Regions from separate parts of the Homo sapiens genome. Here region 1 is linked to region 2. Evidence: chromatin contacts called from ENCODE Hi-C or POLR2A ChIA-PET data. All regions are on one chromosome and are shown on one strand. Each heading gives the region's core, a stretch centred on a gene start or an enhancer-like site at or near the end of the contact. The rest is flanking DNA. Distances are from core to core; before and after follow the strand shown. Region 1 overlaps ARHGAP28 (Rho GTPase activating protein 28). Region 2 overlaps ARHGAP28 (Rho GTPase activating protein 28).

The links. A loop is a pair of places that touch in the nucleus more often than their neighbours do. ChIA-PET counts read pairs that join two places held with the same protein, here RNA polymerase II (POLR2A). Pooled maps may share reads with other maps.
Region 1: a map of vagina shows a loop between it and region 2 (7-fold over the local background). The contact joins two enhancer-like sites. A Hi-C loop is called at or near these places in 14 of 168 maps with a recorded cell type or tissue (MCF 10A, PC-3, adrenal gland and 11 more) and 7 of 50 pooled maps. POLR2A ChIA-PET finds 5 or more read pairs at or near these places in 3 of 52 experiments (BJ, OCI-LY7 and PC-3).

What each region holds. Positions count from the first base shown.
Region 1 is chr18:6,739,311-6,746,050 of GRCh38, reverse strand. The region is part of intron 1 of ARHGAP28 (Rho GTPase activating protein 28); the gene reads right to left. Among named protein-coding and RNA genes, the nearest start is that of ARHGAP28-AS1, 13 kb to the right of the region's middle. RefSeq lists enhancers at 4,599-5,099, 5,100-5,600. Within about 2 kb of position 4,595, at least 6 of the 41 ENCODE cell types and tissues checked have a DNase peak (open chromatin) inside an H3K27ac peak, as active enhancers do.
Region 2 is chr18:6,875,665-6,881,998 of GRCh38, reverse strand. It overlaps ARHGAP28 (Rho GTPase activating protein 28), which reads right to left. Exons shown (of 18, transcript NM_001366230.1): 10 at 5,791-5,868. Among named protein-coding and RNA genes, the nearest start is that of LINC00668, 51 kb to the left of the region's middle. Within about 2 kb of position 2,923, at least 2 of the 41 ENCODE cell types and tissues checked have a DNase peak (open chromatin) inside an H3K27ac peak, as active enhancers do.

The DNA.
Region 1 (6,740 bases), core at 3,346-5,845, 140 kb after region 2:
TGATCAGGCGCAAAAATAAACTTGCTTACATCCCAATCTTGGCTGGGTCTACAATGGAGAAATGAGTCTCCAGATGCAGTGTCCTGGGAGTAGAATCTTGAGTTCGGTTTTCTCACAGTGTGATAGGTTTTACTCTAAACCTGCTTCCTTGCCCAGCCCCTCTTAACCCAACAGCCAACAGCTGCCAGACAGCTGGATGACAATTGGGTACAATAATAGGATAAAACCACTAAATGGTCTGTACACATTATTGGCACTTTCAGGCTTCTATGAAATGATGTGTGTGAACCTCAGAAACCATTATGATGAGCGAAGGAGCCAGACACAAATCATACATGCTGTGATGGCTTCCACGAACAGGCAATGCTAATCTGTGGTGACAGAAGTCAGAAACGGGTTGCCTGGAAGGAGTAATTGAAGGAACAAAGTGCATGAAGAAAATGTCTGGGGCGAGGGAGATGTTATATATCTTGTTTTGGATGGTAGTTACATGGGTCAAAAATCATGGAACTGAATATTTAACAGTGCACTTTACTGTAGAGGAAGTATACCTCGATTTTTAAACTGACATCACTAAATAAAGCATTTATTTTTATTTGTTTGTGGGTATGGCTTCAGAAATCCTGGAGGTCTTTAGATTCATGACCATTATATAATTTTCCCTCCATGGTAATGGATAAGAAGATGAAGTGAAGATAGAAAGGTGAAGAAGAGAGAAAAAAAGGTGAAGAAATGTTCCTTGGTGGAAGGAAATTCCTGTCAAGCCTCTAAGCCCATTTTCTTCCCAGGCACATTCTTGCAATATGTCATCAGATATCAGTTTTAGGGCCTAGCATGTCAGAGGACACTCAAAAGCAGAAAATGAGGAAAAAAAGTGAAATAGATTTTTCCTCTTAAAATGTATGTGTGTGTGTTTTATTGAATTATTAAAAACACAAGGAAAATATTCAACAATATGCTCCCATGTTTCTTGGAACTCTCCACTTTAATTTAAATTCTATTAAATTTTTCTAATTTTGTGCCAAAAAGAGTATAAAGTATTTTAATTAAATGAAATATAAACATAGTTAAATTAAATATAATTAAATTAAGTATAAATGAAATTATTAAATCTAGCACATAAAATATTAATAAAATTTATCTTTCAAAAAAGAAGTTTTTCGTGAATACTCTCTTTAACTTTGAAAAACATAAATAAAATAAAGTGCCATAGCATTCTTAAACACTACCTAAAATTCCTATTAATTAAGTTGCCAATTCACAATCATCTGAAAAACAAAAATCAGTTCAGCTTATTGGACAGGCTACATTTTTCAAAGAAAACCTTAAACACAAGCATCTTACTAATATATTATCTGGACTTAGGTAGCTTAGTTGAAATAAACCAAGCTCCACTTTGAGTAATTGAATGAACTAAAATTAGGTAACAATTTCATGCTACTGTACAGACAGCAAAAGTACCTGAGAGATCAATTAAATAAGTACAGTTCAATGAGAGGGGAGAAAGGTGTTATCATAAAATTAGCACAGGTCTAAAAATGTGTTTTAGTTAAAAATCTAGGATTATCTCATTACCCTCACTTCCAACTTAATAATAGGGAAAAATAGAATCTAAGCATGAGAAAAGACCCTTGAGGTCAACTAATGGAGCCCCTCATAATCCAGATGAAGAAATTGGGTATGTCACTGAGTACAGTCTGACCCTAATCATTTTACTCAAAGTGCACATTAAATGGTCTCTACTCTCCCACCCTCATCTCATATTTCAGGGTATCAGCAATACCAGCATCTGTGGTTACATGCTGCAACGCCTCTTCCTTACGCTGGTTCTTTGGCCAAAAACACTCTTCCAACTCTTAAAATCCCCCCTACTAACTCATGCTCACTCTTTAGATTTAATTGAGCTATCGACTCCTCCAAGAAGTTTTTGTTAACCCTTCTCTCACCAACCCGAGCCCTAAACGTTAGTTACATCTTCTCTGCTTTCCCAGAGTATCTTATGCTTTTTTTTTCAATCATTCATTCATTGAACCATTCACATACTGAGTGTCAATTCTGGGCCAGTAGGCTAAAATGCTAAGGATACAGAGATAAGAGACAGTTTCTGTCCTCAAGGAGTGGAACTCTGGATGCAGCTGAAATTAATCATGAATACATTTCTCACTTAAGGACCAGCTATTAACCATTTTTGTAGCCCCAGCATCCAATATCACATATGGCATAGAGAGGTTCAATAAACATTTGTTCAATTTCACTTTTTATTTCAAGAGTCAGAGCTTAAATTCTTCTTGTTTTAATGAGTGAAATGACTCAAGTAAAATTTAATCTTTTAAAACACTGGGGGATATATTTACTTTCTATTAATTATCTATCCATGCTGCACTCAGTTTTATGTATGAAGCTATGATTATTTACAATTGTTGCCAGTTTGATTTTTTATTATTCTTATTTCTATGCATGTTATCAATAGTATATACTATCCTATGAATAAAGGTTAATTTAGTGTATTTTCTCTCTCAGGGAAGACTTTGTAAAGGAAGGGATGCTCAGATTTTGGAAGACTTCCCTGGTAGTTTCCAACAAAGGAGAAATCACATTTCCACATTTCAGCCTCCACAGTTAACCATTTGTTAAGACTCTTCTAAGTGCCAGGCCGTCTGATGAGGGAGAGGGGAAGGTAGTTAAGGATCCAGTAATGAAGAAAATAGACAATATTCTTGTTCTAGAAATGCTTCCATATTATTTTGAGGCTAAGAATAAAGCTTTATCCTATAAGCAAAAACGTATTATCAAAGGATTTTAAGTAAGAAAAGAAATGGGTTTTTAAGTTCTGCATTTTAAAAATGCTAGATTTCTTTCTCGACTTTGATCAGAATTTTAGTTCTTTTGGGTACATTTTTTAATGCTCCCCTCGTCGGTCTCCCTCTTCTCTCTCTTCCTTCTCACTAGCTAAGCTTTTAGAAGGAATCATATCTACTTTCTGCCTGTATTTTCTTATCTCATCATCACTCTTCAACCTGCAGCAAAGTGGCTCCCACCTCTACAACTCTATTAAACCCACAATAGCAAAGACCATCACTGATATCCACACTACTTAATCTGGTGGATGATTTTCTTTACCATATTGTTCATTTAGCTACTTTTGATGTGGCTGTCTGATCATTCTGAGCCTGCTGCCTTTGCTTCTGGAATGCTCTCATCCTGTTGGTCTCCGTCACAGGCTCCCAAGCCCTGTCCTTCCCTAGCTGGCATTACTCAAGTTTCCATCCTTGTTCCACTGCTGTCTCTATAGAGACTTTACTGTCTCCTGCCAGATCTCATCCAAGCCCAGTTTTAACCATCCCCCAAATGCTGAAGTCTCCCATGAATAAATAGCTTAGAACTTTCAGCCTTGATCTCCCTCCTAGGCTTCCAACTTGTATAGCCACCTGTCTGCTGAGCATATACACTTAATTATCCCACAAGAACCTAAAGGTTGAAATTTCACATGTCAAACTCATTGTCTCCCCATCCACAATCTGCTCATCCACCACAATTCCCAAATTCAATACCTAACACTCCCAGACAGAAAACCAAGTCATGGCCGGGCACGATGGCTCACGGCTGTAATCCCTGCATGCTGGAAAGCCGAGGTGGGTGGATCACCTGAGGTCAGCAGTTCGAGGCCAGCCTGGCCAACATGATGAAACCCCATCTCTACTAAAAATACAAAAAAAGTTAGCCGGGCATGGTGGTGGGTGCCTGCAATCCCAGTTATTCAGGAGGCTGAGGTAGGAGAATTGCTTGAACCCAGGAAGTTGAGGTTGCAGTGAGCCAAGATCACACCACTGAACTCCAGCCTGGGCAACAAAAGCAAAAAACTCTGTCAAAAAAAAAAAAAAGAAAAAGAAAAAAGAAAAAAAGAAAACCAAGTCATGTGTTCCTAGTTCTCAGCATGCATTTAATCACCAAATTATACCAACTTATTTGCTTGTTTTCCCCATGGAATCCTTCGGTCCCTTCCATCCATATTCCCACAATTCCAGCTGAGGACTTCATCAGCTTTACTTAAGCTACTTCATTACCCTTCTAAACCATTTCTCCAGCTCTTTGTGGTCTACTTTAAAACCATCTTTTATACTCTAGAGGAATAAAGCGATTGGGGGATCCTGGAAAAGAATAAAAGCAAAGAGCTACAAGATTACAGTTTTGATTTTATGGATTTTGATTCAATAGCTTTCAAACCAGAGTAAAATACTAATGAGCCAAACTGGATGTGGGCAGGGTTGGGGGTAGGGGAGTAAAAGAGACAAAAGCAAGAATAACCTAGAGTAAGATTTGGCTAAATGATGAATTCCTGTTTAAGATAAACTTCAAAAGTCCGCTAAATGGCAAAGCACTTCCTTGAACTCTAAAGAGAATTGGTGCTATTTTTTTTCTTAACTCCCACAATGAGAACTTTTTTTATCATCTGGATAAGAGGAGTATCATGTTTGTTTAGGATTGGTATAATCGAAATCAGCTTCACTTGGGCTTCTTATAAGCAATGACTCATGTTATTTTAGCTGGTGTGGGATCATTGCCTCATGAAGGATGACACAGCTTTAGACATGCAGAGCCTGGCCTGCTTTTTCCAATTCCATGCCTCCAGAAGCTGGAAGAGGTGGGAGTCCTCTAGCCTGCAGCTTTCTGCAACTCAGCACAATTCAGATTTTATGAAAACAGTTGCCAAGTCGACCTTGTAATCACAGAGCCTTATAAATGAGGAGGGAGAGGAGTTAAGTTGTGGTATGTTAAAAATCACAGGGCCAGGCATCCTCTGTTTTTCAAAACAGAATCTGTGGAAACTTACAGTCAGCTCTTTCCCTCATTAATTGCTTACTCTGTTGAGGTCAGTAATTTTTTTTTAAGATGCTAATGAAAAGTCACAGCAAATATGTTTTCAAGACTCCAACTTACACTCACTAAGATAATGTGCAAGGGTGGTTGTAATAGTGTTTGAAAGGAAGCTAAGGAAATGCCATTCTCATAATCGACACCACCTTTTCTCTAGCTCCATACCCAGTCAGGGAGCCAGTTCTCCCCTCTTCCATGTTTTCCTTGCTGTTGGCCTTCCTGCTTCCCCGAACCCAGTAGCCCACATTGTGGGCCTGAGTGAACGCTGTGGTAATGGGAAGCAGGTGATCAAACCAGGATCGACAGGTTGGTAATTCCCTGTAAGGCTCTAGGCAAGACACTTTTCCATACTTTGCTTTCCAGTTGTAGCACAGACATTGTTCCTGGCTATCCTTACTCATGACTGGTCTTCATGAAACTTTGTTCTCATTAGCAACATACTCTGAGCTCCTTAGCTGGTTAAAAATAATGAGAAGACACTCCTAAAACATGGCAGTTAGCAGAAAAGTCCAGACTACCATTTATCATATAATGAAAATGATTGTCCTATCTCTATAGTTCTGGTGTCCTAAGAACTAAAGTTTATTAAAATGAATAGCTTGAAAAATTAACACAAGGGCCCAGAGCCTGAGGGCCATTATGATTCTGACCTCTGCAGAGGATTCAGGTCCAGACTAAGATGGGCCTAGGATTCGTTTTCTAAATGGAAATGTCTGAGGCTCATCTGAGGTTGGCATCATCCATGGCTCCAAGGTCACTGAGGGACAAGGGCTGTACTCAGGCTTACAGGAGACTAGGGATGGCTCAGGAGTCTGAGTTTCCACAGCCTAAATTTTTGAGCACGATTTAGAACAGAACTGATCTCTACAATGTCATAGTCTAGGACCTGACTTGGTCCCCTGGTTGCTTTCAACTCAAAACAAGGTGAAAACTTGACTGAAAATTGGGAGAGAATAGAGGAAGAATTCATTAATTCTCATGAAGTGTGGTTTCTCAATGTTCATTATGAATTCTTACGGTAAGGCCGGACACAGTGGCTCATGCCTGTAATCCCAGCACTTTGGGAGGCCAAGGCAGGTAGATCACCTGAGGTCAGGAGTTCCAGACCAGCCTGATCAACATGGAGAAACCCCGTCTCCACTAAAGATACAAAATTAGCCGAGTGTGGTGGCGCATGCCTATAATCCCAGTTACTTGGGAGGCTGAGGCAGGAGAATTGCTTGAACCTGGGAGGTGGAAGTTGCGGTGAGCCAACATTGCACCATTGCACACAAGCCTGGACAACGAGAGTGAAACTCCGTCTCAAAAAAAAAAAAAAAAGAATTCTTATGGTATAAATCATACTGCAAGGAATGAAACAAAAAAATGTTTTTAACTATAGAAATATATTTTAGTTGTTAAAAAAGCAATTAATAAAACTAAAGTGAAAAATTATAAGATCTAGTTACTAAGAACATAAACCTAAAGATTAAAGGATTAAAACCTGCCCTCCTTCTGAAAGAAAGAGAGAGAGAGAGAGAGAGAGAGAGAAAGCTTAGTCAATTTGAATGTCTGCTCTAGAACATTTTGTCTAGTTTTAAATACTGTTAAATATAGTCTTAAATAAGTATTTCAGACCATGTGAAGGGTAAGAATATATGTTTATATATATATTCTTAATATATATATGAAATATATTTCAGACTATGTGAAGGGTAAGAATATAAATGAAAAAAATCCTATTATTGAACTTCCTTCAAGTGATAACAAGAGTTCTCAAATATATTATTATATTTAAATCAATTTCATATATCCATTCATACCCACTTCTATGCTTATTCCATTAAAACAGAATAGAAATGTTTGCAAAATGTAAGACTAAATCA
Region 2 (6,334 bases), core at 1,674-4,173:
CAACATGATTAAGGCAAATAGCTATGTGAGGATGAATTTTTAAAAACAATTTTCTAAAATATTTAAAAAATAATGTTGATCTTGAAATAATTTTCTAATTCTACACAAATATAGAAGTTCTCTACTCTGATCACAGTTTCATTTCTGTGGTTTTGGCAGAATACCACTATTCCCACATGATAAATACACTGTTAGATTCTGACAAAGTCTCCGTTCCCCCTCTTTTCATAATCCCTTCTGCCATCCTCTCTTCTATTTCTAAATTAGATCAAGAAGGTTTGCCTCTCAGCCAGTTCACAAACAGAATGAGAAATATCCCAATAAAGTAACTCTGACCTCGCTGCAACATGCAAACCTATGACATCTTCCTGGAGCAGTGACAGCGAAGTTTTATTCCAAGACAGACACATGCCTTCCACATGTTTGCATGCTTGCCCAATCCTTTGTAAGGTTTGGAACACTGTGCAAATACTTTTAAAAAAACCTCTAAGCCTCCGTAAGTTCTACTTGGCTAACAAATTTTACATTATGAATTCATCTGATTATCAATGCCACTCAGGCTTCATGTTTCTTTTCAAAGGCAAACTCATTTTTCACTGCTCCTTTGAACTACAAGGTTTACCTATAATGCCAGCAGTTATAGTCAGTCTCCCAGCTGACACTAACTGCTCCAGAAAAGATACTTAGAAAGGGAACTCTAAAAGCTCTGTTTCTTTAAGACCTCTGCTTTATTCTCATGAGAAGCCTAATTCTTCTGGCCTTGAGCACGCACAGCCAGAGTCAGTGTGCACATCTGACCTTTTCCTAATAAGGATTAGCTCATTAACCAGCCAGACATAATCACTCTCTTGGCTCCCAGAGCCTGAAAACTGGAGGTCCCTGGCAGCACAAGTTTCTTGCAGAGATACGCATGATTCTGATGCACCCTCTAACCTCTACTGATAAGATCAAAAGGAGATTTCCATCTTGCCCTGGAGAAGCTTTCAATCTTATAGGAATACTTTGGCTAATCAAGAAACCCTCTGGTGATAAATACACTTTACAAAACCTTAAGCATAAATATAAAGTTCTCCCTAAAATGAAAGAGATAGAGTGGGCTCTGAAAAGAGGATGCATGAGATCCATTCTTTGCCTTTCGGTGTCCTGTAATCTAGTGGGTGGGACTATTTCATGAGCTGATACGACTCATTTAGAGTGCACATGCTATAAGAAAAGTCATGTATTGGTGCTATGCAGCCAGGAAAGAGAGGAGTCAAACTCTGCTAGGGGCAAGTCTTGAGGATTACAGGGAATAGGAAATAGAAGGGGATCCTGCTCAAGCAGTGATACAAATGCCAGCAGATCCAGTGTGTCTGGGGAACTCCAGTTCATTCAGCCTTGCTGGCGCATCTAGGGCAAGGAACAAGGCTGGAGAGCAGCGAGCGCCAGTGCTAAGGGGACTAGCCTTCACGCTGTAGGCAATGAGGCAGCCTGGAACATCTCTAAGCACGGGAATGGCAAGGGTAGATTTGTCTTTTCTGACAGCCAGATGGAAAAATGATTTGGGGGAGCGTGGAGCTTGGCATAGGTCGGGTGGGTGGAAGCGAGTGACAGGCAAAGAACCCAGTTATGAAGCCACAGCACCACTTCCAGGGAGGGATAACTAAGGACTAATCTGGATAAACAGTTGTAGGATAGAAAGGAGAGGAGGCATTGAAGAAATGCCCAGGAGGGAAAATTCTCAAGAATCAGTGATGGATTGAATATGAGACTCAAAGGGAGAAATAATCATCCGAGATGATTTTCCAAGACGATTTCCATCTGATTTGTAATGGGCAGGTGGCAGTGTTGTTAACAGGAAAAACACAGGAGGAGGAGTAAGCATTTCCCATCAGTCGCCTGGTACCACTGCAGTAAAGCAAAGGGGACATTGTTTTCCAAGTGCACAGGAAGCACCAGCGAGAGGAGAAGAATTCAAATTCATTTTCCACATACCTCTGCAAAGGAATCTATCTGAATCACAAATGTGGCCGTCCTAACCTGTGAGTAGTTCCCAGTCACCTAAGGGGCAACAGGGCACCAGGGTCAAGGGCAGGTGCTACAACCAGATCCTTTAGGCTTTTATCCGAACTCAGCAACTGACTAGGTTATGGTCTGTGCTTCAAGCTTCTCAATGTACAATGGAATATTAAAACGACATTCCCAAGATCAAAACAAATAATATCATGTAGAGCTCACAGGGCAGGGCCTGCCATGCTGACAGCTCTCAATAAACACCGCACTGGCTGCTCGCCCCTCCCCCACTCTCAGGTCTATTCTAACCTGCAGTGTCATTACTATGGGAATCCCACGCGTATGCGGCGTGACTGTTTAGGGAATAATACCGCGTCATACTGTCTGGATGGCTAGTATAAAGCAACACTGAGAGAAATAATGTCTTTTTTTGGTTCTGAACAGAGCTGACATTTCTGTGGTGGCCCCAATGTGAAACCATGTCAGCCGGGTATGAGTTTACCTTGCCAAAGATGGGGAGCACTTAGAGGTTCAGAAGCCCTGTTTTTCTGACCCCTGACTAGGCAAGGATGAGAAGTCTTGTCATTAAATCTCCCTTCAGCAAAAATGCAATGTGCCTCTATTTTGGAGGTAGTTTTATACAAATGCAAATGACCAGCCTAAATAAGCCAGGTGAGGTAATTATAAAACATTTAGAACAGCCTTGGAATGATTCAAACTAGTCAAAAAAGAAAATCTCGCATGTCAAACAGTCTGCCTCTTTCCATAAAATATATTCCCCGGTGTTTGGCTCAAATTTCTGTCATTTTTGAAAAGAAAATCATTGCAAACACCAACCAAAGCATTAAATTGGTTCCAAATGAGCTGAGGCCTCAAGTCTGGGACTTGGCTCCACAGCTGCGTGTTCCCTGTTTGGCTAAAACCAGCAGCTTCCTCCCAGGGCTGCTCCCCTGTCAGCCTCCCCAAGCAATTAAAGCACAAAGCCAGGCCAGACCGTTCACAGTAATGATACACTAGCGGACCACAGGGCTGGTATCATCGACTTGGTTCAATCCGAGGATAATTATAATGGAGTTTTTAGTAGTTTAGTGGATGAATTACAAAAAAGGAGGTAGTTTAAATAAAAAGTTTGAATAAAGGAGAGGAATAAAGAACCCTTTAATGCATCACGTTTCAATGTCTTTCTAACGGCAGTGTTTCCCGGTTTCTGTTCACTTGCCCAGATTTCTTTCACATTGGCCTTCCTAGGGCTCAAACCATGAAAACATCTGGATTACATTTTCCACTAATAAGTGATGGAATAAATTAGGCTGAAACTACATAAAACTGGGTAGGGGAGAAAAAAGACTGACCTGTATGTGGTTCAGGAATGCATGTGCCTATAATAACTTTCTGAAGGAACGATTAGCCTTTGAGAAGCATTTTTCAGTGGAAGATTAGCCAAAGAAAGGTAGCTGCTGCTATGACGTTAAACTTTGTGCACATAAGAAATGCCCTGTAATTTTTTTTTTATTATACTTTAAGTTTTAGGGTACATGTGCACAATGTGCAGGTTAGTTACATATGTATACATGTGCCATGCTGGTGTGCTGCACCCACTAACTCATCATCTAGCATTAGGTATATCTCCCAATGCTATCCCTCCCCCCTCCCCCCACCCCACAACAGTCCCCAGAGTGTGATGTTCCCCTTCCTGTGTCCATGTGTTCTCATTGTTCAATTTCCATCTATGAGTGAGAACATGCGGTGTTTGGTTTTTTGTCCTTGCGATAGTTTGCTGAGAATGATGATTTCCAATTTCATCCATGTCCCTACAAAGGACATGAACTCATCATTTTTTATGGCTGCATAGTATTCCATGGTGTATATGTGCCACATTTTCTTAATCCAGTCTATCATTGTTGGACAATGCTCTGTAATGTTTTCTCCTTTCGGTGATTTAGAAACAGGACATTTAAATCATATGCATTATGCATGTTATACACCCATGCATGCATGTGTACACAGGCACATACATACACACACACACATGCACATACACACACACACACACAGAGGAACCAGTAAGAATATGTGCAAATACAGTTTCCCAATTATGGACAGAGGTTTCAAGAGATGGAATCTGTTTCTGTTTAGGAAATTTCTTTCTTTCATTTTGGTTCTCTGACTCTGCAGATATAACCAAAGATTTAACCAAAATAAGTAATGGTTTTCATCCTTACTTGTAGGATACATTTTTTTAGAAGAGTATGTAAGAACGAAACACACGAGAAACGGAGACAGAAAGCAGATGCACCCTAGAAAGCATAAACCTTAAGGAGCCGTTGGGCATTTCCCTGCCTTCCACAAGAACTTGTGCCAGCATTCAGCCAACTCCACTCTCAGGGAAGCCGTAACCCCTCAACATGCCCGGAGCCCTGATGCCCTGGTGCCCTGCTCCGACCTCGCTTCACGGAAGACCTTGCCCTCACGTGCAAAAGCCCAGGTAGCCGACTCTCCCAGCTGTGGGCCCCTTCTGGATGTGGCTCAGCCATATTTTCTGCAGGAAGCCCCAGCCCACGACGGGGTGAGGCATGGGTACCAGGGCCTTGCCCATTCTGCCCAGCACACGGCTCCTCCATGGTTAGGAATTGTCTGACCTGCACCGTGGTTAGAGCCTCACCCCAGCCAATCCTGGTTCCTGCCCCTTTCATCCTGCAGAAGCAGAACCGCCGTGACTCTCCTCCGCTCCTCACCCATCTCAGCATCTGCTTTCTGGAGGATCCAATAGACGCAGCCTATCTATTCTCAGTTTCCACTTAGAAAAACCTCTCGTCACACTTCTATATAAAAACTCTGATACTGATACAAATAGAATTTCCCAAAGCATGTACCAAAATGAATTAATGAAGAGATGCTGTTTTGCCTCTACAAATGTCTTTTTGATAAACATTACCACATTGGTTTTCCCCTGCCCCTGAGACTGTTTGCTCAGGGATCCAGCTTTTAAAACTGCTCAGGTTTTCACATCTGCAAGACAGGGAGTGATCCAACCACAGGAATGAGCTCTCCATGGTGTATGCCTACCCGCAGACACAGTGGGATGTTTTGCTGGATTTTTATGAGAAAAGCTTTTCTTTTCTAACAGTTCTTTGCTTTATTGTACTGTAGAGTTTGCCACCTCATGGAAGTAAGAAAGCAAAAGAATAAGATTCACACTGAACAGCTGGTTTTAGATGTGGATGTTAACATTACTGTAAGTGGAACTGGGTTTTGGAACTGCTGAGTGAGTATTCTAGTGGTTATAGCCATTGCTACAAATTCCTGTAAGAGCTTTCACTAAAGGGAGAGCCAAAGAATGTTTAAACCAACGAATGATGGAAATAAAGACTCATATAACATTGGCTTAGTGAATTCCACGGCTGAGAGGAGCACAACAAACTAAGGTGTTTAACCTCCAAAACAGCAGTGAGACGTTTCAACTTTTACAAACTAAAGGCAAGCAGCAGTTTTTGATGGTGAATTGATGTGCTATTTCATTTTTTCCAAACTAAAGGCAAGCAGCAGTTTTTGATGGTGAATTGATGTGCTATTTCATTGTTGTTTTTGGTTTTTTAATGTTTCCGTTTTGATTTTTAAAATTCTGGATCATGAAAAAACTCTGGAACAAACATTTTACCACAGGTACCAAGGAATACTAGGAAGGACCAAGTGATAATATCTAATAAACAACAACAAATATCTGGATCCCCGATGCTTGTGTGAACTGGGTCTAGCTAGCTTAGAACTCTACCTAGGAAGAGACAAAATGTTCGGTACCTTGACTTTAGCAGTACATCCTGAAAGTCGAAAAATTCCTTCAGATTCCAGACCTGATTCCTCAACTTTCTCAAAAAACTAGAAAGCAATGATATATTACCAGAATAAGTACCTCTATATGATCATAAACATATGAAACAGTAACAATGATGACATGAATCAATAAGTTACCAAGCATATATATATTTGCCTGGCACTTGAATGCTGTGTTAAATGTTCATAACCATCCTATGACGTCAACGTTATCCTCCGACATGCAAATGAGAAAGTAGAGATTTATAGCAGTTATACAACTTTCCCAAGATCAACCTCGTAAGTAACGGCACTGACTCAAGTTCGTGCTCTTAACCACTCTAAAATTATACATGCCTCTTAACCATTTTTAAGATCTGATTACTATAACTCTTTCTGCAGACTGATCAGTAACAAGAGATTCTAAATCTACTGTCATTGGTTGCAATCACTCTGACTAAGAAACTATAGGAATTCTAGATGTCTGATCAAGGAGTTTAGACGGGGTAAAGATTAATAGCTTTCGTGAGTT